Linked DNA regions of Homo sapiens: region 2 is linked to region 1. Evidence: read pairs that join two places in POLR2A ChIA-PET (ENCODE). Cell type or tissue: A673. All regions are shown on one strand. Each heading gives the region's core, and the rest is flanking DNA. Links, peaks and the distances in the headings are about the cores only.

Evidence for each region. Peaks named below come from ENCODE experiments on the same cell type or tissue, not always from the same donor. Only the 100,000 strongest peaks of a DNase experiment are listed, where the experiment ranks them.
Region 2: POLR2A ChIA-PET joins it to region 1 with 10 read pairs; 4 of 35 experiments call an interaction of 5 or more read pairs at or near these places.

What each region holds. Positions count from the first base shown.
Region 1 is chr7:148,540,323-148,556,429 of GRCh38, forward strand. It overlaps LOC124901766 (a long non-coding RNA gene), which reads right to left. Exons shown (of 3, transcript XR_007060577.1): 3 at 3,239-4,158. Among named protein-coding and RNA genes, the nearest start is that of C7orf33, 42 kb to the right of the region's middle. RefSeq lists a silencer at 1-2. In A673, for the core only: no CTCF peak of the experiment used is centred there; no DNase peak of the experiment used is centred there.
Region 2 is chr7:148,851,843-148,867,949 of GRCh38, forward strand. The region is part of intron 1 of EZH2 (enhancer of zeste 2 polycomb repressive complex 2 subunit); the gene reads right to left. Among named protein-coding and RNA genes, the nearest start is that of EZH2, 24 kb to the right of the region's middle. RefSeq lists a silencer at 12,255-12,549. In A673, for the core only: CTCF peaks have their summits at 4,638 and 4,838; a DNase peak (open chromatin) is centred at 7,879.

The sequences.
Region 1 (16,107 bases), core at 2,711-10,710:
CTCCAGACAGCGTCTGGGATGCTCTCTGGAGACACAATCATGGGCAAGGGTTTCTATTGTCCCTTCTTCTTCAGCAGTTCTCAGCATCATCTCAGCAGTTCTCAGTTCCCACAAGCTGCCTCCTGCCCGCTTGTCATCAGAGCTGATTGGTCCAGGGAGGCTGAGGAGCCTAATGACCACTCCTGTTCTGTGTGGTCAACGTCCAGCTGGTCAGCGTCCAGAAGCTTCTGCTCAGCAAATAGCCTTTGGCTGCTCACGCACAGCCTCTCTAGCGATGTCTCAGCTCAGTTTTTCAGCGGCTGGCTGGGCTTTTTCAAGGCCCAGCCAGGGTAAGAAATAGCTTGGAGTCTGCCTGCTGTGCCTGGAGAAAGGCAACCCATGTCAGGCTCCGCAGCAGCTCACTGCCAGCACCCTCTAGGCGCTCATCTAATGCGCAGGGAGGCAGAACACAGCTCTCCATGCTCCCTGAAGAGGCCTTTCACAACGCAGAGAAAGAGAGCCCAGCAATACCCCTGCAATGTGTGGGGGACTGAGGTCTCAGAAACAGCCTCTTTGTCAGTATGAAAACAAAGACATGGACCTAAAGTCCTAAATTGTGTTTTCCAAAAGGCAAATACGTAAAATATGTAAACCAACTTTACTTCAACCTTGATTTACAATAACTTTTCCAGATCTGAGAAAATTCCCCAAATTAAAAATCCAAAATGGATTCCCTTGGCATGTTTGAAAACATGCTTCCTCTCTGGTCCAACTATTTTAAAATTCTACTGAATTTTTAAATTTACCGTGGCCGGGCATGGTGGCTCGCACCTATAATCCCAGCACCTTGCAAGGCCGAGGTAGGTGGATCACCTGAGGTCAGCAGTTCAAGGACAGCCTAGCCAACATGGTGAAACCCTGTCTCTACTAAAAATACAAAAATTAGCTGGGTGTGGTGGCACACGCCTGTTATCCCAGCTACTGGGGGAGGCTAAGGCAGGAGAATCACTTGAATCTGGGAGGCAGAGGTCGCAGTGAGGTGAGATCGCGCCATTGCACTCCAGCCTGGGTGACAAGAGCAAAACTCTGTCTCAAAATAAATAAATAAATTAAATTAAAATAATTAAAATTCTAGAGGTGAAGAAAAAACCCTGGTCCTTTATTTTCCGTGAGTGCCCTCAGTACCCCAAAAGAGGGAAAGCTCCCTTTCTGGAGAGGAATTCATTATCTCCACTAGAACTACCTTCCATTGTACACGTTAATTCACATGAGGCAGGCTATCAGGAAGTGAAATCTCTGGGTACCATGAAAACTTATTTCAGTTATTGATTTAAACTTCTTTTCCTGGGAAAAGTATAAAGAAAAAGAGCATCAGAGTTGATTCCATGTTTTAAAATAACCTAAATAGAGATACATTTGCCAATAAAATAACACGAAGTGAGAAAGAAGGGTAGACAGTGTCTAGAAACTAAGTTAACCCTCCTTCCTCTAGAGCTGATAAAAAGAGATCAGCTTCTTAAAAAGAAATCATATTCTTCCAATAGTAATAAAAACTGAGGTGTACAGGAACAAATCAATCCTGTGTTAAATGCGTGAGATTATGTTTGCATCCCCCTCATTTCCTACTTATTGTACTACAGACTTAAAGCAATTTCGGACACATTGGAAAAGCCGTCGGAACACTACATTCCAAAACAACAACTGTGAAATGGTCACAGGATACTGCCCAGTTCATCCCCATTTTTTTCATCCCAGAACACAAGAGGATGAATGGATGCAAACCAACTGGAGCCTGGAAAGATGAGTATACAAAAGCTATTCTGTAGGTGAAGTTGTTAAATACACCATTTCAGGGATACATATGTAATAGAAGGAGAAGATAATTAAAGGAAAAGGAAGGAAGGAAAGGAAGGAAACGAAAGGAAAGAAAGGAAGGAAAGGAAGGAAGGGAGGGAAGGGAAGGAAGGGAAGGAAGGAAGGAAGGAAGGAAGGAAGGAAGGAAGGAAGGAAAGGAAGGAAGGAAGGAAGGGGAAGGAAGGAAGGAAGGGGAAGGGAAGGGAAGGGAAGGGAAGGGAAGGAAACCCGTTTGGAAATGAGAAGATGTAAATAACACTGAGCTACATTACAGGGTAATGGGAAAATAACCTATCACTAAACACTATTGATTCTCTCTCTTAAACATTCCTCTGATTTGCCTCTTCTCTCTGCCATCCAAATCCAGGCCCATATCATCTCTCCCTTGGAAGATGTGGCAGCCTCTTAAATACACTTGCTCCTCCATCTCTCCCATACCAATCAATCCTACACACACTTCCAAAGTGCTTTCCCCAAAATGCAAGTCAAATCAGAACAGCTCCCCAGTGCCCGCAGCATAAAATCAAAACTGCCCAGCCAGGCAGGCTCGGCCCTTTACGATCTGACCTTGCCTTTCTCTCTGGCCCAGCTTCTCCCGAATGTGTTCTGTAGAATACTAATTCAAAGGGATGTTACAGACACAGACACACAAAATGGTTTCTTGGTGAAATAAATTGAGCAAGTGCTAGCAGGACAAAGTTAAGTGCAGGATTCTTCAGAACCTTTTAAATGCTAATAAACATTATGAATTTCCAAGAGAGTCTAATAAACACTGCAGTGCTCCAGCCAACTTTCCTCTTCAGGGTAGACAAACCTATCCTCCAGCTTCTGGGAATATTGGCCACTGACCATTCACAGGCCACCACCTAGAGCTCTGGCTCTCACTGGGATTTGTCCTCAGCCACAGAGCACTGTCTTAACCAAGGATGTGCCTTGGGTATAAGTGACTGGTGATCTAAAGGCCTGGCCCTCTTGCCTCAATTTGGGACCACTCTGAAAGGCCATCCCAGCCCTAACGCTCTCTGGAGGATAGTCTGAGACCTCAGCTCCAACCACATCAGGTATCAGTGTGGAGGCCATGGAATGTGCCTGGTAGAATTCCAACTACAGGGAGCATGAGTGACCCAGGGCCCCATGTTCCGAAACGTGTCTATGTGTACACTGAGGCCATGTCTACAGTGGGCTACTGCCAGTCCTGAGAGGCACGGGATGTCTTTGCCAGTAGACTTTGGCTGCAGCATTCTCCAACGGCAATCTCAGATGCTCCCACCCAAACTCCACCAGCCCCAGTGATATGCTGGTAAATGTTCACCAACTACATGATTTTACTATAAATTGTGCTGATATAACAGATATGTAACACACAACGTATACGTAATAATAAAATACACAATACGGTTTATTGTAAGCTCCATATAGCCATTGATTCTCACCGAATGCTTTCATTGGTTTTTGCTGAATTCTGCATCTGTAGTCAGCGTAGGGTCATCAGGGATGATTGAGCGTAGACACAACATGAAGGTTGATTGACATTCTGTTTATATTAATGAATAAGGCAAAAGTGAAAGCAAAAAATGTGCATCAGAGCTTCACCTGATAGACAATGACATGAGTGAATTCTTTGTTGAATCCAATAAGGGTTTTCAAATATCAGAAGCATGTAACCTCAATGCTTGTGCTATTCACAATGTCACAGCTACAGACATGACGCACTTTTTTGGTTTAATATGCATTATTAGCATCCTTTCCATCACTTTTTAAGCCTGGCAATCAACAAAACAATAAGTCAGGCCCCAGTTTGAAGCATTTGTCCATTTTTGTGATGCCAATAGTTGCACCATGGCTGATTTCAAGCTACTAGCGTGTGGTCAGAGTGTGGAGATGGGAAGAGATGGGCCCTGTATCCCATGACACAAGTAGGCACAGGGCGTCTGGCCAGTGGAAGTCCCAGGGGCCTGAGGTGGGTCTGTCTCACTTCCTTACACGCACGCCTCCCTGGAGCATTCGCCAAGAGACCTTCTGCACATAAGTCTCCACCTCAGAGTCTATTTTTAGGAAATCCAATATAAGACAACAGGGAATACAACATGCAGCATGCCCCAAATGTACTGATCATGGGACCAATTTCCATAGAGCGTCTCACAGAACTAGTGTTTTGTGGAATAAAATTTAGGAAAATGTGACCCAGCTTCTCCTCCTACACCTACTTATCCATTTACATGCAAGTCTCCAAATACACTATGTTTCTCCAGGCTGCAATTCCTTGCACATCTGTTCCTTTTCCTGGAATTTCAAGTGGACCATGAGGAGGAAGAAGTCAGTTCCCTGGAGAAATAAGGGGAGGAAGGAGAGGAAGGTTTAACCATATTCAGCAATACACACACAGAGTATTCATGCCATATGAATCAGGCCTCAGGATCACATTAGGTGCATATGAATCAGGATTTTGAATCAGGATTTGTGGGTACTCAGAGATTCTCTGCGTTCATTCAGGGGTTTGACTTCAGAAGGCAACAGAAGAGCCACCTGTCTCCTGGCTGCTTGGGAAGACACCACGGGAAGGGTACTTCTTAGAAACACAAGGTAGAAACAGGTTCTTGGTTCTTAACCAAAAGTTTTTCTTCACAGAAGATCAACTGTTTTTAAAATGAGAAAACAAAATCCTAAAGACAGCAAAATAAATGATCAAAACCAGAGTGCAGCCAGACGCAGTGGCTCATGCCTGTAATCCCAGGACTTTGGGAGGCTGAGGTGGGTGGATCACTTGAGGTCAAGAGTTCAAGACCAGCCTGGCCAACACGACGAAACCCCACCTCTACTAAAAATACAAAAAAGTTAGCCAGTCATGGTGGTGCACACCTGTAGTCCCGGCTACTTGGGAGGCTGAGGCAGGAGAATTGCTTGAACCAGGGAGGTGGAGATTGCAGTGAGCAGAGATTATGCCACTGCACTCCAGCCTGGGCAACAGAGGGAGACCCTGGCTCAGAAAAAAAATAAACAAACAGAGTGCTAGATACACGCTTCCCTCCCAACCCTGGCAAAGGCCTTTCAGGCCAGCGTTAACTCTTTTGCATATACTGCTCAGGATAGATGCTCAGATATTTTGAAGCCAATAGTGTTACTGCAAGTTAGGAGCAACCAGCACCATCGGGAGGCACGGAGTCTAGAGCCAAGATGCAGCCGGGCTTAAATCCCAGCTCTCCACTTTGCTGTGTGACCTTGATCAAGTTGCTTTACCTCTCTGAGTTTCAGTTTCTTCTATCTGCAAACTATAGATGATAATACTTACATGTTAAGAGTTGCTGTCAAGAGCATGGACAACATCCACAAAATGCTTGGTGCATCTGGTACATGCTAACTATCACTATTATTAAAATGCTCATTATCAAAAATTAAACAGAAAAACCGAGGCACTAGGGCTTATTTCTTCTTGTAAGCCTATATGACTGTTTTACACTGAATGAGATTGGGAATCCACATCCTTTGGTTTCTCAACCAGATCTTTGGAGTCCCGTATCATACTAATGATCGTCAATGACCTGAAAAATCATCCAAAGCTCGGCTGGTGCTGACAATGACATTTTCCATGATGGTGGACATAAAACTATAATCTGCTTTTAGATTTGTACCTGGCAAGATGCTTTTAGAAAATTATTTAAATTTTCAATATAATGACGGTTGCTTTCTTTTACAATAATTGGCTGATGGGTAGACTAGAAGCCTAACCCTCACCATTATGTAATATACCCATGCAGCAAACCTGCGCAAGTACCCCCAAATCTATAACATTTTAAAAAATAAAACAAATAACAAAAACCAGCTAAAAGTATAGATGGGAAATATTTCTCTGAGTGCTGCACCATTTTGATGGAAGCTGACAGATTAAAATTCTCAACAAATAAACCCACCGTGGAATGCTAAAGTACACTTTCGGGCAATTTTTCAGAGCAATGGATTCAATTTATTCTTGTCACCATAGCAACAAGAGGAATCGTTCTATTATTTTCATCATAGCATTTCCAATTATTTTCTCTCGCCTAGGCCATAGACAAAACTAGAAGGAATGAGGTTGACCACAAAATGAACCAAAAACTCATAACTTCCTCCCTGGATTAAAGGTTCCTCTTGGGTAGGTAATGCTCTTTAGCCATCATAAATCCCATATTAAAGTCTCCAGATCATCACTAAAAAAAAAAAGAAAAAATTATTTACTTACGAACATATCACTTTGTCCCTTTTGAATTGGGGGAAGCAAGAAATGAGACCATTTTACCAATTATATACACTTTAAAAACGTAAAACTAGTCATTTAATTTTCAGAGAGGTTTCCTTTGGGGGGGGGTGAAAGTAAATAATGTTATGCTTCAATGATTACACGCTCTCAAAAACTAAGCATGATTCTATTCTATGCCTCTACATTGTCAAATTTCGTATATGGGGGTTAAAATCACATGGCAGCGACTTATCCCTGAGGTCAGTGTGTCAGATGTGGCCCTTCACACACAAGACAGAGAGGAAGAGGCATAAATGTTCAAGCAGCACTGATTATTTACCACACACAATACCCACATGACCCCTTAAGAAGAATGCACCTAGGGAGCAGCCAAAGATAAATACATTCTACAGAAATGAATACAAATGACTTTTCTATCTATGTTACCAGCACACTCAGGCCTTACCAGCTTTGGGCATAAAATGATGCCACAGTTTAATACCCACTCACTGGATTAGAGAAACGGATCCTCCTTCTTTCTGTGTCCCTTTCCCACTCCTGCCACATATCTGATCATCTGAAGGTGCAGCCTCCAGGAGGCTCAGAAATCTGACCTCCACTCCATCTCTTCAGCTTCCTTCTCAGCCGGTTCGCTTTGACCACAGCTCCCTTCCCGCAGCTCCAAGATGGCGGCCACCGCCAAGGGAGGAGCCGCTGCCCTTCCCTTTTCATTTCTTCCTAAACTCAATACATTCCCTTCTCTTAATTCCTGACAGCATGGCTGAGCACTGTGGTTGCTTTCATATTTCCACAGAAAGGTCCAGGGATGAGAGAAGACATGGTGCGGCCACTCTCAGAGCCCATGGCCCTAATGTCACTGTGGCTATCGGAATGTTTGGCAATGATGGAAATATTCTACATCTGCACCGTCCAGTACAAGAGCCACGAACCACTACTATGGCTACTGAGCATTGTACTGTGGCTACTATGACGGGGGAACTGAATTTTACTTTTACTTATTTACTTTTTATTTTAATGAGTTTAAATTTAAGTTAGCCACATGTGGCTAGTGGCTGCTGCGTTGAGCAGCACAGTTCCAGATAAATCCATGGAGCCCTTCAAAAAACACCTCTCTGTATGTCCCTCTGTAGCCAGAAGCCAACCCTTTCCCCTCCAGGATTCCAATCCCAGGCCAACTTTCTGAGGTCCTAGTAGCTTCCCTTCCTCTCCTGACCACATCACTTGATCCAAGCTCAGCTTCTTCTCACATCCATTCAGTGCTCCTAGAGGTAGGGTAGCTGCTTTCCTCCTTTTCATAGCAGCTTCTAAATCATTCTCTCTTCCTCTTCCATTAAAAAAAAAAAAAAAAAAAGTTTTGGCTGGGCACGGTGGCTCACGCCTGTAATCCCAGCACTTTGGGAGGCCAAGGTGGGCAGATCACCTGAGTTCGGGAGTTCGAGACCAGCCTGACCAACATGGAGAAACCCTGTCTCTACTAAAAATACAAAATTAGCCAGGCATGGTAGCACATGCCTGTAATCCCAGCTATTCGGGAGGCTGAGACAGGAGAATCGCTTGAACCCAGGAGGTGGAGGTTGCAGTGAGCCGAGATCGTGCCATTGCACTCCAGCCTGGGCAACAAGAGTGAAACTCCATCTCAAAAAAAAAAAAAAAAGTTTTGACTTTCATATCATCACTTCATCTATTGCCACTGTCACCTACTGACCTCGAGGTCACTCCCCTTAACTTAGCTCTTGGCTCACTGCCACTCTCTTCACTACTACAGTGACTCTGGCCTCACGGTTTCTTGAGCTGTCTTCTTTCTGAGATTTTTTTTTCCCATTGGAATTTCCCACCCAACTCAGGCACACTCATATCTATGACCATGCCCCAGTCATTACTGGGAACTGCAACCTTGACATTTCCTGGACAGCAAGCATTTTCCCTCAGACAACTGTCTTCTGCCTCCCCGTTTCCCTCCCTCTTGTGCCCAACCCCCACAATCCTTTGGCTATGCTGGAACCTCCAGTCTATTGATCCTAACCCCTTTTCACTGTCCCTCATCCTTGTTCTCTTCCATTCTGACTCCACTTAGATTCTATGGTCAGTCACCGTAATTTATTCCTTTCATGTCCTTTCAACTCCCTTCCTCCACTTCTGTTTTCTTATACGTACTTGGCAAAACTAAAGCCCTAGATAAAACCATTCCTCTACCTATTTCATCCCTCCACTCATGCAACTAATCATGGCTGGAAAAAAAAAATGCCCATGGTGACTGGTCCCAGCTTAACTATACCAACACAAGGCTCAAGAGGGCCCTAATGCCACCAGGCAATCATAGCGTGCATCCCTAATCTGTTCACTTCCCTTCTGCCTCAGAAGGCTATTTTATATTTTTTTCTTACTCCTTAAACTTCCTACACTTCCCACCTCATCCTCACTCTTGCTTCATACTGCTCTGAGAAAATTGCAGCCATCAGAGTAAAACATCCATTTCTAGCAGAGGACTTGTACCCCAAAAAAGAGCTCTCTCAGAACTCAACAATAAGAGAACACCTAAAGTTTATTTTTTTTTAATGGGCAAAAAACCTGAATGTACTCTTCACCATGGAAATATATGAATGGCAAATAAGCAAATGAAAAGATATTCAGTATAATCATCAGGGAAATGCAAATTAAAATCACGAGATATCACTACACACCTACTAGAATGGCTATGGAAATAAATGACAGCTAGTGCTGACGAGGATGCAGAACAACTGGAAATCATACATTACCAGTGAGAATGCAAAATGGTACCACACCTGGATATCAGTCTGGTTTTGTATAGTTTTTTTATAAAGTTAAGCATACACTTACTATATGACTCAACAATCCCACTCTGAAGTATCCTAAGAGAAATGGAAATGTATGTTAACACGAGAACCTATAGGTAAATGTTTGTATTCGTTTTATCCATGATCACTAAAAACTGGAAGCAACCAAGATGTCTTTCATAAACAAAACTATGGTACATCTATTTCATAAAATGCTACTCAGCAATACAAAGAACAGATTATTCTTGCAACAACAGGCAATCTCAAATGCATTTAGTTAAAAAAGTCAGATCTAAAAGGCCACATATTTTATGATTTTCTTGATATGATATCCTGGAAAAGGCAAAACTATTAGATAGGCGCTTAGATCAATGGTTACCAGGGATTGGAGTTGGGGAACAGGATGACATCAAAGGGATAGCATGATAGAGTTTTTGGAGTGATGGAATTGTTCTGTAGCATGACTGTGATGGTGGGTACATCACTGTCAAAACCTACACAACTGCACGTCACAAACAGTGAATTTTACTGTAAGTCAATTTAAAATAAAATATAAAATAGATTTTTAAAATTTAAAAAATACAACACCTGCAAACTACTTTTATTACAGCTGTACCCATGTACTCAGCCTTCCCTCCTGAGTTCAGGCCATACGGGCTATATGATATCAATTTTTGGAATTTGATGACTATTTTTGTGGCCTAATACGTGGTCAATATCTGTAACTACTTTGTTGTATTTGATAAGAATGTGTATTCTCTGTTTGCTGGGTACAGAGAATCTTATTTGACCAGGCTTGTTATCTGTATTACTTAAATTCTCTATATACTCACTGATGTTTGGCTTGCATGATTTATCAGTTTCTGAGAGCACTGTTAAATATTCTCATTGGCTTTGTCAGTTTCCCCTGGTAGTTCCATCAGTTTTTCCTTTCTGTACTTTGAAGCTATGTTATTGAGTACATAAATGTTTATGATTGTTATATCTTCTTGTTAGATTGCCTCTCTCATCAGTATGAAATATTCCTTCTTGTCCCTTTTTGCTTTGAATTATATCTGATATCAATATATCTGTGTGGCTTTTCATTTTGGTAATATTTTCATTATTTTTCTCCTCCTTATTTTCAGTCTTCCTATGTCATCTTCATTAAGAGTATTATTTCTAAATGTCACATGGTTAATTTATTTTTTATTTATCTGAGATTTTTTGCCTTTCATAGGCATAATTATCACATTCATATTTTTTAACAAATATATTGATTTGTTATTTACTAGGATCTTGCTCCTTCTAATCCTATTTTACATTTCCTATTTTCAGTACCTTTTTTTTTTTTTTTTTTTTTTTTTTTTTTTTACATATAGCAAGTGATTTTTTTTGTCCCAACTTTTATTTTAGATTCAGCCAGTACATGTGCAGGTTTGTCACCTGGGTATATTGCATGATGCTGAGGTTTGGGGTATGAGTGATCCTGTCACCCAGGTACTGAGCACAGTACCCAAGAGTTAGTTTTTTCAACCCTTGCCCCACTCACTCCCATTCCCCTCCAGTAGTCCCCAGTTTCTATTGTTGCCATCTTTATGTCCCTGCATACCCAATGTTTAGCTCCCACTTATAAGTGAAAACACATAGTATTTGGTTTTCTGTTCCTTCTTGAATTAACTTAGGATAATGGCCTCCAGCTGCACCCATATTGCTGCAAAGGACATGATTTCATCCTTTTTCATGGGCACTTAGGTTGGTTTCATGTCTTTGCTATTGTGAATAGTGCTGCAACAAACATACCAGTACATGTGTCTCTTTGGTAGAATGATTTGTTTTCTTTTGGATATATAACCAGTAATGGGATTGCTGGATCAAATGGTAGTTCTGTTTTAAGTTTTTGAGAAATCTCCAAATTACTTTTCACAGTGGCTGAACTAATTTACATTCCCACCAACAGTGTCTATGTGTTCCCTTTTCTCCACAGCCTCATCAGCATCTGTTGTTTTTTGACTTTTTAATCATAGCCATTCTGATTGGTGTGAAGTGGATCTCACTGTGGTTTTGATTTGCATTTCTCTGATGATTTGTGATATGGAGTGTTTTTTCATGTTTGCTGGCTGCTTGTATGTCTTCTCTTAAGAAGTGTCTATTCAAGTTCTTTGCCCATTTTTTGATGTGGTTTTGTTTTTTGCTTGTTCAATTGTTTAGGTTACTCACAGATTCTGGATATTAGGCCTTTGTGGGATATGTAGTTTGCAAACATTTTCTCCCATTCTGTAGGCTGTCTATTTACTCTGTTGATAGTTTTTTTGCTCTGCAGAACCTGTTTAGTTTAATTATATCTCACTTGTCAATTTTTGTCTTTGTTGCAATTGCTTTTGAGGACACAGCTATAAATTCTTTCCCAAGGCTGATGTCCAGAATGGTGTTTCCCAGGTTTTCTTCTAGGATTCCTATAGTTTGAGGTCTTACATTTAAATTTTTAATCCATCTTGAGTTAATTTTTGTATATAGTGAAAAGTAGGGGTGTAGTCTGAATCTTCTGTACATGGATAGCCAGCTACCCCAGCACCATTTATTCAACCGGGAGTACTCTCCCCATCTTTTGTCTTTGTACCTGCCAAAGATCAGATGGCTGTAGGTGTGCAACTTTATTTCTAGGTTCTCTATTCTGTTCCATTGGTGTATGTGTCTGTTTTTGTACCAGTATCATTCTGTTTTCGTTACTATAGCCTTTCAGTACAAAGCTGGGTAATGTGATAGCTCCGGCTTTGTTCTTTTTGCTTAGGATTGCTTTGGCCATTCAGCCTCTTTTTTGGTTCCATATTAATTTTAGACTAGTTTTCTTTGAGTTTTGTGGAAAAATGACATCGGTAGTTTGATATGAATAGTGTTGAATTTGTAAACTGCTTTGGGCACTTATGGCCATTTTAACAATATTAATTCTTCTAATCCATGAGGATGGATGTTTTTCTATTTGTTTGTGTCATCTATGATTTCTTTTAGCAGTGCTTTGTAGTTCTCCTTGTAGAGATCTTCCACCTCCTTGGTTAGATGTATTGCTAAGTATTTTATTTTTTGTGGCCATTGTAAATGGGATTGTGTTCTTGATTTGGCTCTCAGCTTAAATGTTATTGGTGTATAGAAAAGGGACAAGTTTTTGTATATTGATTTTATATCCTGAAACTTTGCTGAAGTCGTTTATCAGTTCCAGGGGCCTTTTGGTACTGTCTTTAGGGTTTTCTAGGTATAGGATCATATCATCTACCAAGAGAGATAGTTTGCCTTTCTTTCTATTTGGGTGCTTTTTACTTCTTTCTCTTGCCTGATTGCTCTGGCTAGCACTTCCAGTATTGTGTTGAATAGGAGTGGTGAGACTGGGCATCCTTGATTTGTTTCAGTTCTCAAGGGAAATGCTTCCAGTTTTTGCCCATTTAGTATGATGCTGACAGTGGGTTTGTCATAGATAGCTCTTATTATTTTGAGGCATATTCCTTCAATACCTAGTTTCTTGAGGGTTTCCATCATGAAGGGATGTTGGACTTTATCAAAAGCTTCTTGTGCATCTATTGAGATGATCACATGGATTTTTCATTTTCAATTTTGTTTATGTGGTGAATCACATTTCTTGATTTACGTTATGTTGAACCCAACTTCCATCCCAGAAATGAAGCGTACTTGATCATAATGAATTAACTCTTTTTTTCAGGAAGTTGTTTTTACTGTGAATGAAGAACATACTTGAAGTCCTACCACAGTGCCTAGCACACAGGGAGACTTTGATATATATTTTCAGAATAAGAGAACATAAAGGCAACTCTTACTGTGCCTTCTGTCATTTCTCTCCTAATAATTAGCAAATTTTAGAATATCCGGACCACTTCCACCCTTAATCACCCACCAGTTAAAGACATTAAGCAGCATAAATTAACTTTTTGATGTGTTGTTGGATTCAGTTTACAGTATTTTGTTGAGGATTTTTCCATGTATGTTCATCAGGGACATTGGCCTGTAGCTTTCTTTTTTTTGTTGTGTCTTTGCCAGGTTTTGGTATCAGGGTGATGCTGGCTTTGTAGAATGAGTTAAGGAGGAGTCCCTCCTCCTCAATTTTTTTGGAATAGTTTCAGTAGAATTGGAACTAGCTTTTCTTTGTATGTCTGGTGGAATTGGGCTGTGAATCTAAGTGGTCTGGGGCTTTTTTTTTTTCCTTTGGTTTTTTTTTATTACTGCTTCAGTTTCAGAACTCAATATTTTGTTCAGGGTTTCAATTTCTTCCTGAAACTGGGAAGAAGGTTGTATGTTTGCGGGAATTAATCCATTGCCTCTAGATTTTCTACTTTGTGATCACAGAGGTGTTCATAATAGTCTCCGAGGATCTTTTACATTTCTGTGGGATCAGTTGTAATGTCACCTTTGTCATTTCCAATTGTACTTATTTGGATCTTCTCTCTTTTTTATTCTTTGGCTAACAGTCTGTCAATCTTGCTTATCCTTTCAAAACACCAATTTTTGGTTTCATGGATTCTTTGGATGGATTTTGGGGGGTCTCAATTTCATTCAGTGGTGCTCTGATTTTAGTTATTTCTTTTCTTCTGCCAGCTTTGGGGTTAGTTTGTTCTTACCTTTCCAGCTCCTCTGGTGTGATGTTAGGTTATTAATTTGAGATATTGCTAACTTTTTGAGGTAGGCGTTTAGCACTATAAACTTTCGTCTTAACACTGCTTTTGCTGCATTCCAGAGATTTTGGTATGCTGTGTCTCTGTTTTCATTTATTTCAAATAACTTTTTGATTTCTGCCTTAATTTTGTTTTTACCCAAAAGTCAAATATTAGCAAGTTGTTTAATTTCCATGTAATTCTGCTTTTGAGAAATCTTCTTGGTATTGATAACTATTTTTATTCCTCTGTGGTTCAAGTGTACAATTGGTATGGTTTCAGTTTTTTTGAATTGATTAGACTTGCTTTATGGCCAAGTGTGTGGTCAATCTTGCAGTACATTCTGTGCCCAGATGAGAAGAATATGTATCCTGTGGTTTATGAGTGAAGTATTCTGTAGATGTCTATTAGGTACAATTGGTCAAGTGTAAAATTTAATAAGTCTAGAATTTCTTTGTTAGTTTTCTGCCTCAATGATCTTTTTTTTTTTTTTTTTAAGACGGAGTCTCGCTCTGTCACCCAGGCTAGAGTGCAGTGGCAAGATCTCCGCTCACTGCAAGTTCTGCCTCCTGGGTTCACGCCATTCTCCTGCTTCAGCCTCCCGAGTAGCTGGGACTACAAGTGCCTGCCACCACGCCCGGCTAATTTTTGTATTTTTAGTAGAGACAGAGTTTCACTGTGTTAGCTAGAATGGTCTTGATCTCCTGACCTCGTGATCCGCCCGCCTCGGCCTCCCAAAGTGCTGGGATTACAGCTGTGAGCCACTGTGCCCAGCCCTCAATGATCTTTCTAACACTGTCAGAGAGGTGTTGAAGCCCCCCCACTAATATTGTGTGGCTACGTCTTTTCATAGGTTTAGAAGTAGTTGTTTTATGAATCTGGGTACAACAATGTTGGGTGCATATATATTTAGGATAGCTAAGTCTTCTTGTTGAATTGAATGCTTCATCATTATGTAATGACCTTCTGTTTGTCCTTTTTTACTGTTGTTGGTTTAAAGTCTGTTTTATCTGATATAAGAATAGCAACCCCTGTTCTTTTTTGCTTTCCATTTGCATGGTAGACCTTTCTCCAATCCTTTACTTGGAGCCTATGGGTGTCATTACATGTGAGATGAGTCTGTTGAAAACAGCAGATGGTGGCCGGGTGTGTTGGCTCACACCTGTAATCCCAGCACTTTGGGAGGCCAAGGTGGGCGGATCATGAAGTCAGGAGTTTGAGACCAGCCAGTTCGAAAGCAGCCTGGCCAACATGGTGAAACCCCATCTCTACTAAAAATACAAAAATTAACCAGGCATGGTGGTGCACACCTGTAATCCCAGCTACTCGGGAAGCTGAGGTAGGAGAATTGCTTGAGCTCAGGAGGCGGAGGTTGCAGTGAGCCGAGTTCTTGCCACTGCACTCCAGCCTGGGCAACAGAGCAAGACTCCATCTAGGAAAAAAAAAAAAAAAAGAAAAAGAAAACAGCAGATGGATGGTCTTGTTTTTTATCCAACTTGCCACTTGATGCCTTTTAACTGGGGCGTTTAGACCATTTACATTCTAGGTTAATATTGATATCTGAGGTTTTGATCCTATTGTGAAGTTGTTATCTGGCTTGCTTTGTAGTTTCTATCATGTGGTTGCTTTCTAGGGTCTGTGGGCTACATACCTAAGTGTGTTTTTGTGGTAACAGGTAGCATTCTTTCATTTTCTTTTTTTTCCTTTTTCCTTTTTTTTTTTTTTTTTGAGACAGAGTCTTGCTCTGTCACCCAGGCTGAAGTGCAGTGGTGCCATCTCAGCTCACTGCAACCTCTGCCTCACGGGTTGAAACAATTCTCATGCTTCAGCCCTCAAGTAGCTGGGACTAGAGGCACACACCACCACACTCAGCTAATTTTTGTATTTTTAGTAGAAACAAGGTTTTACTGTGTTGGCCAGGCTGGTCTTGAATTCCTGACCTCAAGTGATTCATCCGCCTCGGCCTCCCAAAGTGCTGGGATCATAGGCACCAGCCACCATGGCCCACCCGTTCTTTCATTTTCACATTTACAGCTCCCTTAAGGACCTCTGTGATGCTGACCTAGTGGTAACAAATTCCCTCAGGGCTGGCTTGCTGGAAAATATTTTATTTATCCTTCACTTGTGAAGCTTAGTTTAACAATATATGAAATTCTTTTTTGAAATTTCTGGTCTTTAAGAATGCTGAATATAGGTTCCCAACCTCTCCTGGCTTGTAAGCTTTCTGCTGAGAAGTCTGCTGTTAGCCTGATGGGATTCCTTTTGTATGTGACCTAACCTTTTTATCTAGCTGCCTTTAAGATTTTTTTCTTTAGTATTGTCTTTGGACAGTCGGGTGACCAAGTATGCCTTGGTGATGTTCATTTTGTATAGTACCTCGCAGGTTTTCTCTGAATTTCTGGTATCTGGATATCAAGCTCTCTAACAAAATGAGAAAATTTTTCTTTAATTATTCCCTCAAATGTGTTTTCCAGGTTGTTTGCTTTTTCTTCTCTCTCAGGAAGGCCAATAATTTGTATGTTTGGTTGCTTTACAAAATCCCATATTTCTTGAACATTGTTCATTTTTTTAAATTCTTTTTTCTTTATTTTTGTCTGACTGAATTAAT
Region 2 (16,107 bases), core at 3,621-11,620, 310 kb after region 1:
CCTAGGTGACAGAGCGAGACCCTGTCTCAAAAAAAGTAAAATAATAAAATACAGCTCTAAATATTCATATATTGGCAGAAGCCTTTATTTAAACGACTTCTACTGAATGGACACTGTGTAAATACATATGGTTTTTAAATTTTTCAAAGATTTGTTTAGTTTCATAGGTGAAATCCCACTAGTATGAACTTTATCCAGAATACAAAAGCAGCTTTTCCTGTTCAAAACAGATTATACCTCTATTCATTAAAACAAAAGTCTACCTGTATACAGTGAAACCAAAACAACAATGGCTCTTTAATACAAAAGCCAAACCAGAATATGGCAGGAGCCCATCAAAGCTTTAGCAGAATGTAGTGACACCTCACAGATTTACATTTACATAGGTTAACTAAAATTAAGGGCAATTACAGTGTTCACAATCTATTTTGTGAATCAAACCAAACTCAGAAATACCCTGAACACCATGCCTTACCATCTTACTTTATCCCACTAGAGTAGATGCTATGTTGTTTTTGCCACCCAGGGTCAATTCACCCTTCTCTTGGGAACTTCACACCAACTCTTCTCTGAGAACTACCAAGTACACTGGAGGAAGCTGACTCAAGCTGCTTGTGACCCTGGCCTGACCAAGGTACATCTCCCTAGACATAGTGACCAGTACAGGGTTAGATACACGGCCACAATCAGTGCAGTCACAGTGAAAATCTCAGGTTTCCTGCAATGCTAGGACAAGAATGCTCACTCTTCTCCCCTTAGGTCTAAACCTGGAAAAATGTTTGCCCAAGGACTTGTTGGAAGCCATCTTGGAGAAGAGCCTCAAAGAACAGAGTCAACAACTACAAAAAACAAAAGTCAAAGCCAAGAAAGAACTGTAGTCTCATGACCTAAGCCCTAAGTCAGGCAGACCTTCCCAAATTTCGGAACTATTCAGTTATATGAGCCAAGAAATTCCCATCTTTTTTTTCTTAATACAGAGGGTATCTCAGATACGTATTTATTACTGAGACCATATATACAGTTGTTCCTCCATATCCACGGAGGATTAGTTCCAGGACCCCCAACAGATACCAAAATCCACGAAGACTCAAGTCCCTGATATAAAATGGTACACTATTACATAACGTATACACATTCTCCCATATACTTTAAACCAGCAGTCTCCAACTTTTTTGCACCAGGGACTGGTTTTGTGGAAGACAGTTTTTCCACAAAGAGGGGAGAGGGTACATGGTTTCAGGATGAAACTGTTCCACCTCAGATCATCAGGCATTAGTTAGATTCTCATAAGGATGGCCAGGCATGGTGGCTCATATCCCAGCACTTTGGGAGGCCAAGGCAGGCAGATCACTTGAGGTCAGGAATTCGAGACCAGTCTGGCCAACATGGTAAAACCCTGTTTCTACTAAAAATACAAAAATTAGCTGGGTGTGGAGGCAGGTGCCTGTAATCCCAGCTACTCAGGAAGCTGAGGCAGGAGAATCACTTGAACCTGGGAGGCAGAGGTTGAGGTGAGCCAGGATCATGCCACTGCACTCCAGCCTAGGCAACACAGTGAGACGAGACTCCGTCTCCAAAAAAAAAAGATTCTTTTAAGGAGTGTGCAACCTAGATCCCTCACGTGTGCAGCTTACAATAGGGTTCACGCTTCCGTGAGAATCTAATGCTGCTGCCAATCTGACAGGAGGCGGAGCTCACCTCCTGCTGTACAGCCCAGTTCCTAACGGGCCACAGACGGGTACCAGTCCACGGCCTGGGGACTAGGGACCCCTGCTTTAAAACCATCTCTAGATTACTAAATACCTAATACAATGTAAATATTACATAAATAGTTGTTAAACTATTATGTTTAGGGAATAATGGCAAGAAAAAAGTATGTACATGTTCAGTACACACACTTTTGTTTCTTTTCAAGTATTTTTACCCACAGTTGGCTGAATCTACAAATGTAGAATCCCATTTACAGAGGGCCAACTGTATAGGAACATCTGAATTAATGGAAGATGGGCTCTCATAGCCTACTTCATTATCACCAACAGCATCGTCAGAAAAAGTAGAGCTTCCTCCATCCTCTCAGGTTTACAGAGGCCCCAGGACATGGCCAAGACACACCTTCCTACCTACCTCTCAGGTGGCCAGGCCACACAAGTCCAAGGAATCAGCACTGTTCTCTACCAGATACGCCCCTACTCCACTTGTGAGAGGTATTTACCTAAATCAGACATTCCTGTCCCTCTTTACCCAGCTGCCAATAACTGAATAATTTGAAAAAAGTCCCATAGGTATTGTCAGAGCCCTTATTGCTTCTTTAAAAATTCTACCGGGAGGCGCGGTGGCTCACGCCAATAATCCCAGCACTTTGGGAGGCCAAGATGGGCAGATCATGAGGTCAGGAGATCGAGACTAACACAGTGAAACCCCGTCTCTACTAAAAATACAAAAAATTAGCCAGGCGTGGTGGCGGGCACCTGTAGTCCCAGCTACTCGGGATGCTGAGGCAGGAGAATGGCGTGAACCCGGGAGGCAGAGCTTGCAGTGAGCCGAGATCGTGCCACTGCATTCCAGCCTGGGCGACACAGTGAGACTCCGTCTCAAAAAAAAAAAAAAAAAATTCTACCTCAAGGATTTGCTAAATCAAGGGAATGACCACCTATTTGGTCTGGCCAAATAAATGTTTCTGTTTCTATTTCTCTAAAGAAAACAATAAACTACATGTACTATTTATCCTTCTCAACTAAATTAATAGCAGCAACTTTGACTCTTAACTGAATACCAGGCTATGTAAGGTCAAATCCAAACCCAACAAGATGTAAGTAATATGATTACAATATTCTCAATGTCCTTCCTTTTAAAAATGTTTACTTCACAGCAAGACTGCCAAAAAATTGCCAATTTTGATAACTCTCCAGTCTTCAATAGTGCCTGTTTGTATGTTTAAATGCTTTGAAGGCAGCTGTTAGTATCATTTGGCAATTTCATTTATTTTTAATGTTACAATCCATTGTTTCAATATACTGAAATTTAAATCAATGGTAAATGAGATTTTGTAGGTAAGGATAAGAAAAACAATATAAAGAGAACTTAGACATATAGATGTTAAATTATTGGTAAGTGATAAAAATTAATTACTTAAGAGAAACAGATCCTATGCCTGAGGGGGAATATAGAAAACCTGTCCCTGTAAAAAGGAAGACCATGAGAGAGGAATCCAGGAGAAGCAGGCACGCAGTGCCATGCACTGGGCACTAGAATCAGGATTCAAAACAGACAAGATCAGAGATGGCAAGGAGAGTTCATCTCATACAACCACTTTGAGGGTTGTGTCCATAAGGATTATTGGCCTTAGGCCAGGCCATGTTCTAGCTCAGCAGAGAGAGTGCTGTCATGATTAATAATGCCTGTTACACACATGGGGCAAAGAATTGGGGTAGCAGCACTCTCTATTTCACACCAAATTCCAAGTAATAAACTAAACTAATAAGAGAAGAGTTAGTTGTATTAATTCTAAGTCCTATACACAGCATTAAACAAAAAGCAAGAGTTTGGACTCCAAAGCTCATTCCCTGGGTTCAGATCCAAGTTCTCCCACTTAGCAGCTGGGTGTGAAGTTGGCCAAGTTACTGCACATCTTTGTGCCTCACTCTCCTCATGAAAAAAGGCTAATTCAAGAGCCTCCACCTCAGAGTCATTGTGAGAAGTAAATTTATTTACGGTGCATAGACAGTGCCTGACAGATGGTAAGCACTATATCAGCATTAAAAAAGTAGTGGCTATCAGGTGGGCGCTGTGGCTCCCGCCTGTAATCCCAGCACTTTGGGAGACCGAGGCAGGTGGATCATGAGGTCAAGAGTTCAAGACCAGCCTGCCCAACATGGTGAAACCCCGTCTCTACTAAAAATACAAAAATTATCCGGGCGTGGTGATGCACGCCTGTAATCCCAGCTACTCAGGAGGCTGAGGCAGGAGAATCGCTTGAACCTAGGAGGCGGAGGTTGCAGTGAGCTGAGAACACGTCACTGCACTCCAGCCTAGGCGACAGAGCAAGACTCCATCTCAAAAAAAAAAAAAAAAAAAAAAAAGTAGTGACTATCAACTACATAAATGGCAGATGAGTAATATCAGGAATTACAACATTTATATTAAAAAGTTAACAACTCAATATAAAGACTTTTTTTAAATGGTAAACTGTATGCAAATAAAAACAAAACAGGATGTCAGGGGATCTCAGGATAGAATGCAAACTATACAGCAAGTCTAACAGTATTATAATTTTATGAGATAATCTCATGGAAGGAGCAGGAGGTCGGGGGGAGCTAATCTACAGAACTTTGGACAATCTACTCTGTACTCTAGCTGGTAAATTTGTTTCTCATAAGGGTACCAGTCTGTAATTCTGAAAATACTCTACATGTACACTAGGGTTAAACAAATAAGTAAATAAAATGTAGATAATGTGTGCCAAGTTTCTCAATGTCACAGAAAGAAGTTACAAATAAGCAAGAGGTGGTGATGAATTAGTCAGATATATCAATATGAACTCACGTGTATTTTAAAATATATGCGGATAGATACAGAAACGTAGGTATGTATGCACATGCAGGTTAGCTGAAATACCTGCATTTCCAGGGTCTGTCCAACAGAGGGCCTGGAAGCAGTGACACCCCAGGAGCAATAAAATAAGCATACCCTGCACCCAAGACTTTTGTTTCTAAATACCACCTTCCAATAAATACAAGGAAGCAGGGTCTGCAGAAACAGCTGATTCTAGGGTTGGGACAGGGAAACTACAAGGCAAGCCAGTAGAAGAAGGGAAATGCTCCAAAGATGAAAGGAGACGGATAGGTCCGAGACTGGAAGCAAACAGAAGAAACTCTCAGTGGCCAAAGCTGGAATAATTTGAGCAGCAGAGTAAATCATAACAGTATTATAACAGAATAAAATAATTATTCATGAGTCTATGATATAAATAAGTGATTAAATAAACAACTGGAGGAGAAGGAACAACTCTCCTGACAAGAATTCCAACTGATACATGAGTGTATGTCCCCATTCTGGGAGGGAGAATTCAATTTCCTTCCCCCTGAGCGTGAGCTAGATTCAATGATTCACTTCCAAAGAAGAGTCTGGAAAGGGAAACAGTAATGTTTCTGTGAAAAAAAACCATAACCATTAACATGAGCAATGGTAAGTACTGCTGTCATTATGTACTCCCCGATGTGATGAAATGAGATGGGGATTTCACCTCTGTGGTATCCTTCCCCCAGACCTCAACCCATAACTTCAGCCTAATCATAAGAAAACATCCGATAAGCCGAAATCAAAGGACATTCTTACAAAACATCTGACCAATACACTTTAAAACGATTAAGAGGTCATGAAAAATAAGGAAATGCTGAGAACAACCACAGATCAGAAAAACTTAGGAGACATGATAACTAAATGAACTGTGGTATCTTGGATTGGATCCTGAAACCAACCAACCAACCAACCAAAGAAAGACATTAGTGGAATAACTGGCAAAATCCAAATAAAGTCTTGAGTTTAGTTAATGACAACATACTGATACTGATTTCTTAGTTTTAACAAATATACCATGGCTATATAAATCCAAAAGTATTCCAAAATAGGCCAGGTGCAGTGGCTCATGCTTGTTAATCCCAGCACTTTGGGAGGCTGAGGCAGGCGGATCACGTAAGTCAGGAGTTCAAGAGCAGCCTGGCCAATATGGTGAAACCCAGTCTCTACTAAAAATACAAAAATTAGCTGGGCATGATGGCGAGCACCTGTAATCCCAGCTACTTGGGAGGCTAAGGCAGGAGAATTGCTTGAACCCAGGAGGTGGAGGCTGCAGTGAGCAGAGATCGCACCTCTGCATTCCAGCCTGGGCGACAGAGCGAGACTCCGTCCCAAATAAATAAATAAATAAATAAATAATTAAAAATAAAATTACTCCAAAATAAAGTTATTTGTTAAAGCAAATTAGGTTACATAACAACCCAATGTAAAGGCATTCATTTTTAAAAATAACATTCACTTTTAGAAGTGATAACAGAAACAAATTTTAAAATCTAAAAATGTTACATAAAATGTTAAATAGGAGAAACAAAAAATATGAATAGATGATTAGAATTATTTAAAAACATAGGATTAAAAAAAAAAACAGGTAGTGGCCAGGCGCAGTGGCTCACGCCTATAATCCCAGCACTTTGGGAGGCCAAGGCAGGCAGATCACGAGGTCAGGAGATCGAGACCATTCTTGCTAACAAGGTGAAACCCCATCTCTACTAAAAATACAAAAAATTAGCCAGGCGTGGTGGCGGGCACCTGTAGTCCCAGCTACTCGGGAGGCTGAGGCAGGAGAATGGCGTGAACCCGGGAGGCAGAGCTTGCAATGAGCCTAGATAGCGCCACTGCACTCCAGCCTGGGTGACAGAGCAAGACTCTGTCTCAAAAAAAAAACAGGTAGTAATTAAGAGAGCTTGTACTATTATTATTATTTTTATTATTATTTTGAGGCAGGGCTCACTCTGTTCCCCAGGCTGGAGTTCCGTGGCCCGACCGTAGCTCACTGCAGCCTGGAACATCTGGGCCCAAATGATAATCCCAGCTTGGCCTCCCATACTTTTATAAATCTTAACTTCAAAGGAATTTGAGGAAAAAAACTCCCAAATATAATTCTACTTTTTCAATTTTTTTGGAAGGGACAAGGTCTCACTCTGTCGTCCAGGCTGGAGTGCAGTGATGCAATCCCAACTCACTGAAGCCTCAAATTCCTGGGCTCAGGCAATCTTTCTGCCTCAGCCTCTCGAGTAGCTGGGGACTACAGGTGTACTCCACCACACCCAGCTAATTTTTTTTAATTTATTTTTTGTAGAGAAAGTGTCTCACTATAGTGTCCAGGCTGGTAATTCCACTGTTTTAAAACAGAAACTGTTACACAAACAATTTAAAAGGAAAAAAAAAGATCTCCATAGCAGCCTATATGATGACATGTCTACTTGAAGAGATAATGCACTTTTAGGCTTCTACAGAATCTGAATCAAGGGAAGTAACTGTGCCACTGACTGAACTTGTACTGATCAAACAACAAATCAAAAGGATTCTATACAATTCAGGGCCAGTTTAGTTGTGTTTAAAATGAAGAGAAAAACTGGTCTTTACCCACAGTGAGAGCACACAACTCAGAAAAGAGTATTTGAGTTTGCAGTTGAATAAAGAAAAGAAGGGTTAATATGCATTCATTAAGTCAACAAATATTTATTGAGCATCTAATACAAGCCAGAGACTACAATAGAAACTGAAGACTTAGCAATTAACAATTAAAAATCTGTGCCCTTATACAGCTTAAAATCTAGTTGGACAGAAACAGTTAAAAACAAAGTGTCAGGTGCAGTAGCTCATGCCTGTGATCCCAGCACTTTGGGAGGCTGAAGCAGGTGGATGACCTGAGGCCAGGAGTTCAAGACCAGCCTGGCCAAGACGGTGAAACCCCGTCTCTACTAAAAATACAAAAATTAGCCAGGAGTGGTGGCACACACCTGTAGTCCCGGCTACTAAGGAGGCTGAGGCATGAGAATCACTTGAGCCCAGGAAGCAGGGATTTCAGTGAGCCAAGATGTGCCACTGCACCAGCCTGGGCAACAGAGCAAGACTCTGTCTCAAAAACAACAACAACAACAACAACAACAACAACAAAGTAAAATGTTTACATGTAAGATGATGTTGAGTGCTATGGGAGAAAAAACAATACAGGTAAGTGAGTTAAGGCAAGGGTGGCAAACAAAGGAATGTGAGCTGAAGTACTCAGAGCCCCAGCTGTGTGGCAAAGCCCATGGGACACAGAGATCCCACCAACCAACGGCAGTTCACCAACAGCAAACCCAGGAGCAAACTATGTAAGAGCATGTTTTCTGGTAAAGATTCCAGAAATAATTAGATTAAATATCCACTTAATGCAGGCTCAGTATATCCGCAACGCCTCAGTGATCAACACAGCTTTACAGAATTTTGATCAGGCATTAAAACTAGCATTCAAGAGTTGCTTGCTGGCCCCGTTCTGGTTAACTAGTAGGTCTCATTATCCTGAACAAAGACTAAAAGTTAACACCATTTTATAAAACATATTTATGCAAATAGCCATTCTCTGTTAGTATTATCAAGCCAAATTTAAAAAAACTGATTATAAAGCTGATCCTGAGGCTATGCCATTCTATAAGCTCTAACATTGACTATTTGGTTTTAACAAAATCTCATCCTTAAATATGTACAGCTAATTTGATGGTCTATATTTAATTTGTAAATCTGCTCTGGTTTTATCATAAGGAACTTATATGAAATCATATTCATAAAATTAAAGTTGAATTAACCCTGGGATTCCAATCAACACTCAAGTTTGAAAAACACCACATGAGAAAAAAAATGGAGAACTGAAGTAATTCAAGAATAAAGTGATAAGGGCCCTGACTGGGTTGACAGCAGTGGGCATAGAAGAAAAAAAAAAAAAGATTTTTAATTTTAGAATTAAAAACTAAGTCTAAAATTAAAAATCGAGATGCAATCATATGAGAAGGAAGAACAGGTCAAAAGACAACTGAGCCCTAAATCAGCCACTGCTACAACAGAGAATACAGAACTTCATTGAGGTTAATTATTCACATAGTAATTAGCTAGCATAGAAAAATAAAAACGGTAATTCAAAGTAAGTAAGAACACCATTAACACCATTCTTCAGCATTTTGGTCTCATGACCTGTTTAGTTTATATGTGTTATAGCTATTAACATTTAACATAATAGAAATGAAAAACTAAAGAGTTTTTTACAATTTACTTTTATTTTATTTTATTTTTTTGAGACAAGGTCTCACTCTGGCCCTGGCTGAAGTGCACTGGCGCAATCACGGCTCACTACAGCCTCGCCCTCCTGGGCTTAGGTGATCCTCTCATCTCAACTTCCCAGGTAGCTGGGACCACATGTGCACACTACCATGTCTGGCTATTGTTTTCTATTTTTAGCAGAGACAGGGTTTCGCCATGTTGCCCAGGCTGGTCTTGAATTCCTGGGCTCAAACAATCACCTCACCTTGGCCTCCCAAAGTGCTGGGATTACAGGTGTGAGCCACTACACCTGGCCTGTTTTTTATTTTTATTAAAAACTGTTATAGCAAGCCCTCAGTATCCATGGGGGTCTAGGGGGTATTGGTTCCAGGAACTTCATGGATACCAAAATCCACAGATGCTCATCTCTTATATAAAATGGCACAGTATTTGCATATAACCTATGCACATTCTCCTTTATACTTTAAATCATCTGGCTCTAGATTACTTATGATCATCTAATACAATGTAAAATGTTATATAAATCCTTGTTATACTGTATTATTTGTATCTTTTTTTTTTTTTTTGGAGACAGAGTCTCACTCTGTCACCCAGGCTGGAGTGCAGTGGCGCAATCTTGGCTCACTGCAACCTCCGCCTCCAGGGTTCAAGCGATTCTCCTGTCTCAGCCTCCTGAGTAGCTGGGATTACAGGCACACACTACCATGCCCAGCTAATTTTTGTATTTTTAGTAGAGACAGGGTTTCACCATGTTGGCCAGGCTGGTCTCGAACTCCTGACCTCAGGTGATCCACCCGGATTGGCCTCCCAAAGTGCTGGGATTACAGGCATGAGCCACAGCGCCCGCCCTGTTCTATTATTTTATTGGCTTTTTTCCACAAGTATTTTTGATCTGCAGTTGTTGAATGCACAGAAGCTGAACCTGAAAATATGGAGGGCCAACTGTACCTAATATAAATAACACATTTTTAAAAAGAAACTTATTTTCCTTTAAAAAAAATTAGTGAGTGAGGGCAAGCGTGGTTGCTCATGCCTATAATCCTAGCACTTTGCGGGGCTGAGGCAGGAGGACCACTTGAGCCCAGGAGTTTCAGACCAGCCTGAGCAACATAGCCTTCTTTTATTTAAAAAAAAAAAAAAAAAATTAATTAGTAAGTGGTGCTTTACATTTTTGCCAATTTCTTTAATATCTGTCTAATAGGAAACGGATTCTCGTAACTGTTTCTGCATTCAATCTGTTCCAATATGTTGTTTTGGTTCAAGTATATGAAGAAAATCCAGTCTCAAACATACTTAGCTTAGAAAAGGGAGAGTGTTTGAATAGCCTTCTGAGGTCATTGTGGATCTCGTGCTTTGATATTACACCAAAACAGTTCTATTAAAAAGTGGCTAGTTCAGTTCACAACTCAATCTCACAGGTGCTTTTCCTCAAAATAACCACCATACTTCAGTTAGCAGTGGTAATTTCTTTCTTACAAGATTAGATGCAACATGGAATCCGAAATTGTATCAGTGAACTTTTCCTACTCTGCCACATTAACATTCATTAGTCTATTCACTTTAAATGAATCTTTAACTCAGGCACAATGTTATAAATCATCATTCCTCATCTAAAAAGTACTGGTCCACTGAGTTACGCAGATTTTCCAGAAGTTGGCATATTTCAAAAAATCATGTTGTTAAACCCATTAATCTCATCAGAAAGTCTTTAAGTACTGGGAAGCTGTCATGCTCACAGTAACAGACAAAAGTTTTCCAAAAATTTTAATTTTTGCTTGAAAGCCCAAATGTTCTCTCTGCCAACAAATATGGTCAGTTGTTTTCCTTGAAGTGACAGTCTCACTTCATTGATTTAAAAAAAGTCTGCCAAATACCTAAGTCTGAATAATCATGGTTTGTCAGACCCTCTTTTAAGTAAAAATGAAATTTCCATGAAAAAAGTGGCTAGTGGAGCTCACAACTTAATCACGTAAGTGCTTTTGCTCAAAACCCAACATACCTCAATATGCAGCAGAAGCACTTTACACACATTCCCATCTTGTTGCACAGAATGTTACAACTGCATGCACGCAAGGATCAAGATTTAATAAAATTAATCATTTTTAGTACTTCATCAAGGACATTCTCAAACAAAACTGGCTTTTTTAACTGCAAGTGCTAAGGTGCCAACAGTGTTTATTCATTGCTTTTGCACCGTGGGTACAAATGTCCAACATGGTTTTTTTGTTTGTTTTTGTTTTGTTTTGTTTTTTTAAAAAAAAGCAAGGAACAACTCAGTATTATTATGAAAATAGTTTCTGGGAGGTTGAGACACAAGAATCACTTGAACCTGGGAGGCAGAGGTTGCAGTGGGCCAAGATGTCGCCACTGCACTCCAGCCTGGATGACAGAGTGAGACCCTGTCTCAAAAAAAAAAAAAAAAGAAAGAAAGAAAGAAAAAATAGTTTTGATCCCATAATCCCAGGCCACACTTTGAGAACTGCTCCCCTTAAATATATCCAGACATCATACGAATCCGAAGTCATAATACCCTGCCTTTTCTTGACTCACAGAGAACCTAGAACAGACAATATATTCAAATTATATATTTCTAAAATTTATAATGAAACATAGAAATCACCACTCTTGCAACTAGAAAAAGGCAAACAAGAGTATATGTGAAGAATATTTAATGAAGGGTACTTTATTATACCTGTCAAACTACAGAATTTAAATGAAATAATCTGTCATATGTCAGTGCCAAATTAAGAGACTAATATCTACTAAAATTCGTTTAAACAAATTGCCTCTGTTTTCACTTATCTTCTCCTTCACCACTGTAAGATATCATCAGTAGTTACAGTCACCCTTCTGATCCTCCTGCAACCCTAAGACAACGCCATCCTACCAACCATCTCCCTAAATACTCACACCTCACCCTACCACCATAAAAGATAAAATAAAAATCTTGACCCAGGGACCTTTTTGCTTCCTTAAATGACTCTATTGTTTTTTCAAAAAAAGAAAAAAGAATGACAAAAACACACAAGCTCATTACTGTGAGGGACTCAAATAGTCCACTCAACTGACCTGCAAAGTGCTAGAAGAAACTTCTGTTGAAGGACTTGGGGAAAGGCAGGAACAAAGAGGTATTATCAAGCAGTCAATAATAATTTACTGAGCATTCCAAAAGTGTTAAATCCTGTGAGAGATCTATCGAAATGTGGAAAATACAACAGGTTTTAGTGCCTTCACTACAGTGGATTACATGTACATGAAAGTACAGATGAGAAAGCATAATGAACAGCATTCGCCTTCAAGAAGTCTCATGATAGGGGAAAATAACAGAAAAAAGTAAAGAACATATTTGTAGTCCTGGTTTCTGTAGTGCTAAAAAGTTCAAAGGCAAAGGAAAGTTATACTAATTTAGCAATCTTAGCTGAATGATAGAAAACATTAACTTGACCGTTGCAGCAAAAGTGAGTAGATTCTGCAGTGATATATTTTCCACAACAGTAAGATCACTTTCCTCCTTCCAGCAAGACAGTAAACTATTGATTTCAAACTGAAGTCCATAGACCAGCATTCTGGTGTTTATCTGAGAGTACTGCTTAGAAAAGAAATGGCCATATAAATTTCAACCAACTGAAGAACTGAACTATTTTAAGTGTTTTAAAGAATTTGCTTGAACAACAGATAAAACAGACTCACTAACTGAATTGACATCTAAAGGTTAAAGTTTTCAGCTGGGGGCCATGGCTCACACCTGTAATCCCAGCACTTTGGGAGGCTAAGGCAGGCAGATTGCCTGAGTCCAGGAGTTTGAGACCAGCCTGGACAATATGGTGAAACCCTGTCTCTACTAAAAATACAAATTAGCCAGGCGTGATGGCATGTGCCTATAGTCCAAGATACTCTGGAGGCTGAGGTGGGAGAACCAATCACCTGAGCCCAGGAGGCCAAGGCTGCAGTGAGCCAAGATTGTGCCACTGCACTCCAGCCTGGGCAATCACAGTGAGACTGTCTCAAAAAAAAAAAAAAAAGGAAAAAAAGAAAAAAAAAGTTTAAGTTTTTCTTGAAAACTATACTAAATCGATTTTATAAGTTAAATCTTCTCATTTCATCGAGTATATACTCAGTTTACAGAAACACTGTTGGAGGAAAAACGGAAAAAAATAGGTATCAGAGGCTGGGGCCAAGTGGCTCACGCCTGTAATCCTAGCACTTTGGGAGGCCAAGGCGGGCGAATCACCTGAGGTCAGGAGTTGGAGATCAGCCTGGCCAACACGGTAAAACCCCATCTCTACTAAAAATACAAAAATTAGCCGGGTATGGTGGCAGGTGCCTGTGATCTCAGCTATTTGGGAGTCTGAGGCAGGAGAATCGCTTGAACCTAGGAGGCAGAGGATGCGTTAAGCTGAGATCGCGCCACTGCTCTTCAGCCTGGGTGACAGAGCGAGACTTGTCTCAAAAAAAAAAAAAAAAAAGTACCAGAAACTAAAGCTATGATACAAAATTCATTATAATTCAAAGATGAGACATGAGATACCTGTTATTTCAACACTTCACTGAATAAAAGCAAACAAAATGAAGGGGTAAGTCAATCTGATACCAGGTGTTCTTTTTGCTAAGAAGTCTATTTTAAATCTTATACCACGCATAAGCCAACATCTAATTTAACTTACACAAATCTAACATACATTGAGCAAAAATGTCAGAGAAAGCTCAATTTTGGTAGTAAATACAAGGGTTCTACCCACCATTCCAGACACTAAGCGTTTGCCTAAGTGAGCAAGAGACAGGTGACATGAATCTGCTGTTCCCATAACCTGCTGGACAAGTCTCTCAGACTGAAGATATTTAGCCACTCAGGAGTGATTCTAACAGGATTGCCCTTAAGTACAAACCAACAACTCTGTGCTCAACAGAAGAGCAATGATCTGTTCTCATTCTAGAGGAAAAATGGGCTGGTCTTGAACCTAAAAAGAAGGTACTGGTTTGTGGTAAGGCATCTTCCCACAAACTCTGCATGGGTAACTTTGCCTACATGCTATTTTGCCTTGTACACTAACTTTATATCCTAATCCCCAAATAAGATGCAATTCCTTCTATATTCTGAAGACAGAATCATAAAATGGACTAGGTGGTTCAAACTACTAATCCCAAAGCATTTACAGAACCTCTCATAATTTCCAGGCAATCTAAACCAAGTAACCATTATCTAGTAATTTCAATTTTTGAGTTCTGTATATGCCACAGCCAGTTCTTTCAAGGAAGTACCAATGTCTGCAAAGTGCCATTTCTTTATTCTATGGCTATCAACAGAACCCCTCACTGAAGCAGACTCTTCAGAAACTCCTCTGGCTTATGTCGGCCCCACAGTTCATGATCTTGCTAAGAACAGTAGTAGTTTAGGGAAAGATAGAGGTAAACGAGGTACGGCAGTTATGAGCAGTAAGTCTTTCCATGATTTTCCTATACTTAAAATTTATCACAAATATAAACACACTGCCGGGGTACTACAAAATTTCAAACCCTTCAAGTACTATTTACTTAATAATTGATGAGACTTGTCAGTATCTGTGCTATGGTCTGAAGGTGTCCCTCAAAAACTCAGGTGTTGTCCATGTAACAGTATTAAGAGATGGGGCCTTTCAGAGGTGATTAGACCACGACGGTTCCTGCCTTGTGAATGCCCTTATACAAGAGTCTGACTGAGGGAGTTATTCCCAGCTTGCCCCTTCTATCTTCTGCTATAAGAGGACACAGTAAGAAAGCCTTCATGAGATGCAGGTACCTTGATCTTAAACTTCCCAGCCCCCAAAACTGTGAAAAATATATATACGTATATACATATATATGTGTATATACATATATATACGTATATACATATATATACATATATACATATATATACGTATATACATATATTGTATACACTATATATTATATATAATATATATGCATATATGTATATATACATATACATATACGTATATACGTATATGCATATATATGTACGTATATGCATATATATATACATATATGCATATATATATATATTTATTCCTTTTGTGAGACAGGGTCTCACTCTGTTGCCTGGGCTAGAGGGCAGTGGCGTAATTCTGTCTCACTGCAACCTCCACCTCCTGGGTTCAAGTGATTCTCCCACCTCAGCCTTCCAAGTAGCTGAGACTACAGGTGCACATCAACGCACCCGGCTAATTTTTATTTTTTGGTAGAGATGGGGTTTCACCATGTTGGCCAGGCTGGTCTCGAACTCCTAACCTCAAGTGATCCACCCGCCTCAGCCTCCCAAAGTGCTGGGATTACAGACGTGAGCCACTGTGCCTGGCCAACTTCTATTCTTTATAAATTACCCAGTCTTGGCCAGGCGTGGTGGCTCACGCCTGTAATCCCAGCACTTTGGGAAGCCGAGGCAGGCAGATAACCTGAGGGCAGGAGTTCAACACCAGCCTGGCCAACATGGTGAAACCCTGTCTCTACTAAAAATACAAAATTAGCTAGGCATGGTGGTAGGCAACTGTAATCCCAGCTACTCGGGAGGCTGAGGCAGGAGAATCACTTGAACCCAGGAGGCGGAGGTTGCAGTGGGCCGAGATCGCACCATTGTAGTCCAGCCTGGGCAAAAAGAGCAAAACTCCCATCTCAAAAATAAATAAATAAATAATTTTAAAAATTACCCAGTCTCAGATATTCCGTTATACCAGCACAAAACAGATGAAGACAATTTGTTTTACCGAAAGTTACCATCTGTTGATTACTATAACATTACTTATCAAAAGCCCAGAGAAACTGGTTTTCTGAGTCTCCACTGACCTATGGAAATGATACAAAGACATGACCAAGCACAGGGAAACCCATTATATAATTCCTACAGTTACCTTCCTGCTATTTCCAGATTAATACCAAGGCTTTTAGGGGAGGAAAAAGCATTTTACCCCATGTATCGTCCTCTTATGTAAATTTCTGCAGCCAGCTTGAATTTCTCCCCAGAAAGTGAGATTTTCTTTTCTACCACATGGCAGGCTGCAAATTTTCTAAACTTTTATGTTCTGCTTCCCTTTTAAATTTAAGTTCCAGTTTCAGGTCATTTATTTGCTTATGCAAATGAGCACAGGCTTTTAGAAGCAGCCAGGCCACTTCTTGAACACGTTGCTGCTTTTAGAAATTTCTTCCGCCAGATACCCTAAACATCTCAAGTTTAAAGTTCAACAGATCCCTAGAGCAGGAGCACAATGCTGCCAGTCTCTTTGCTAACACATAGCAAGA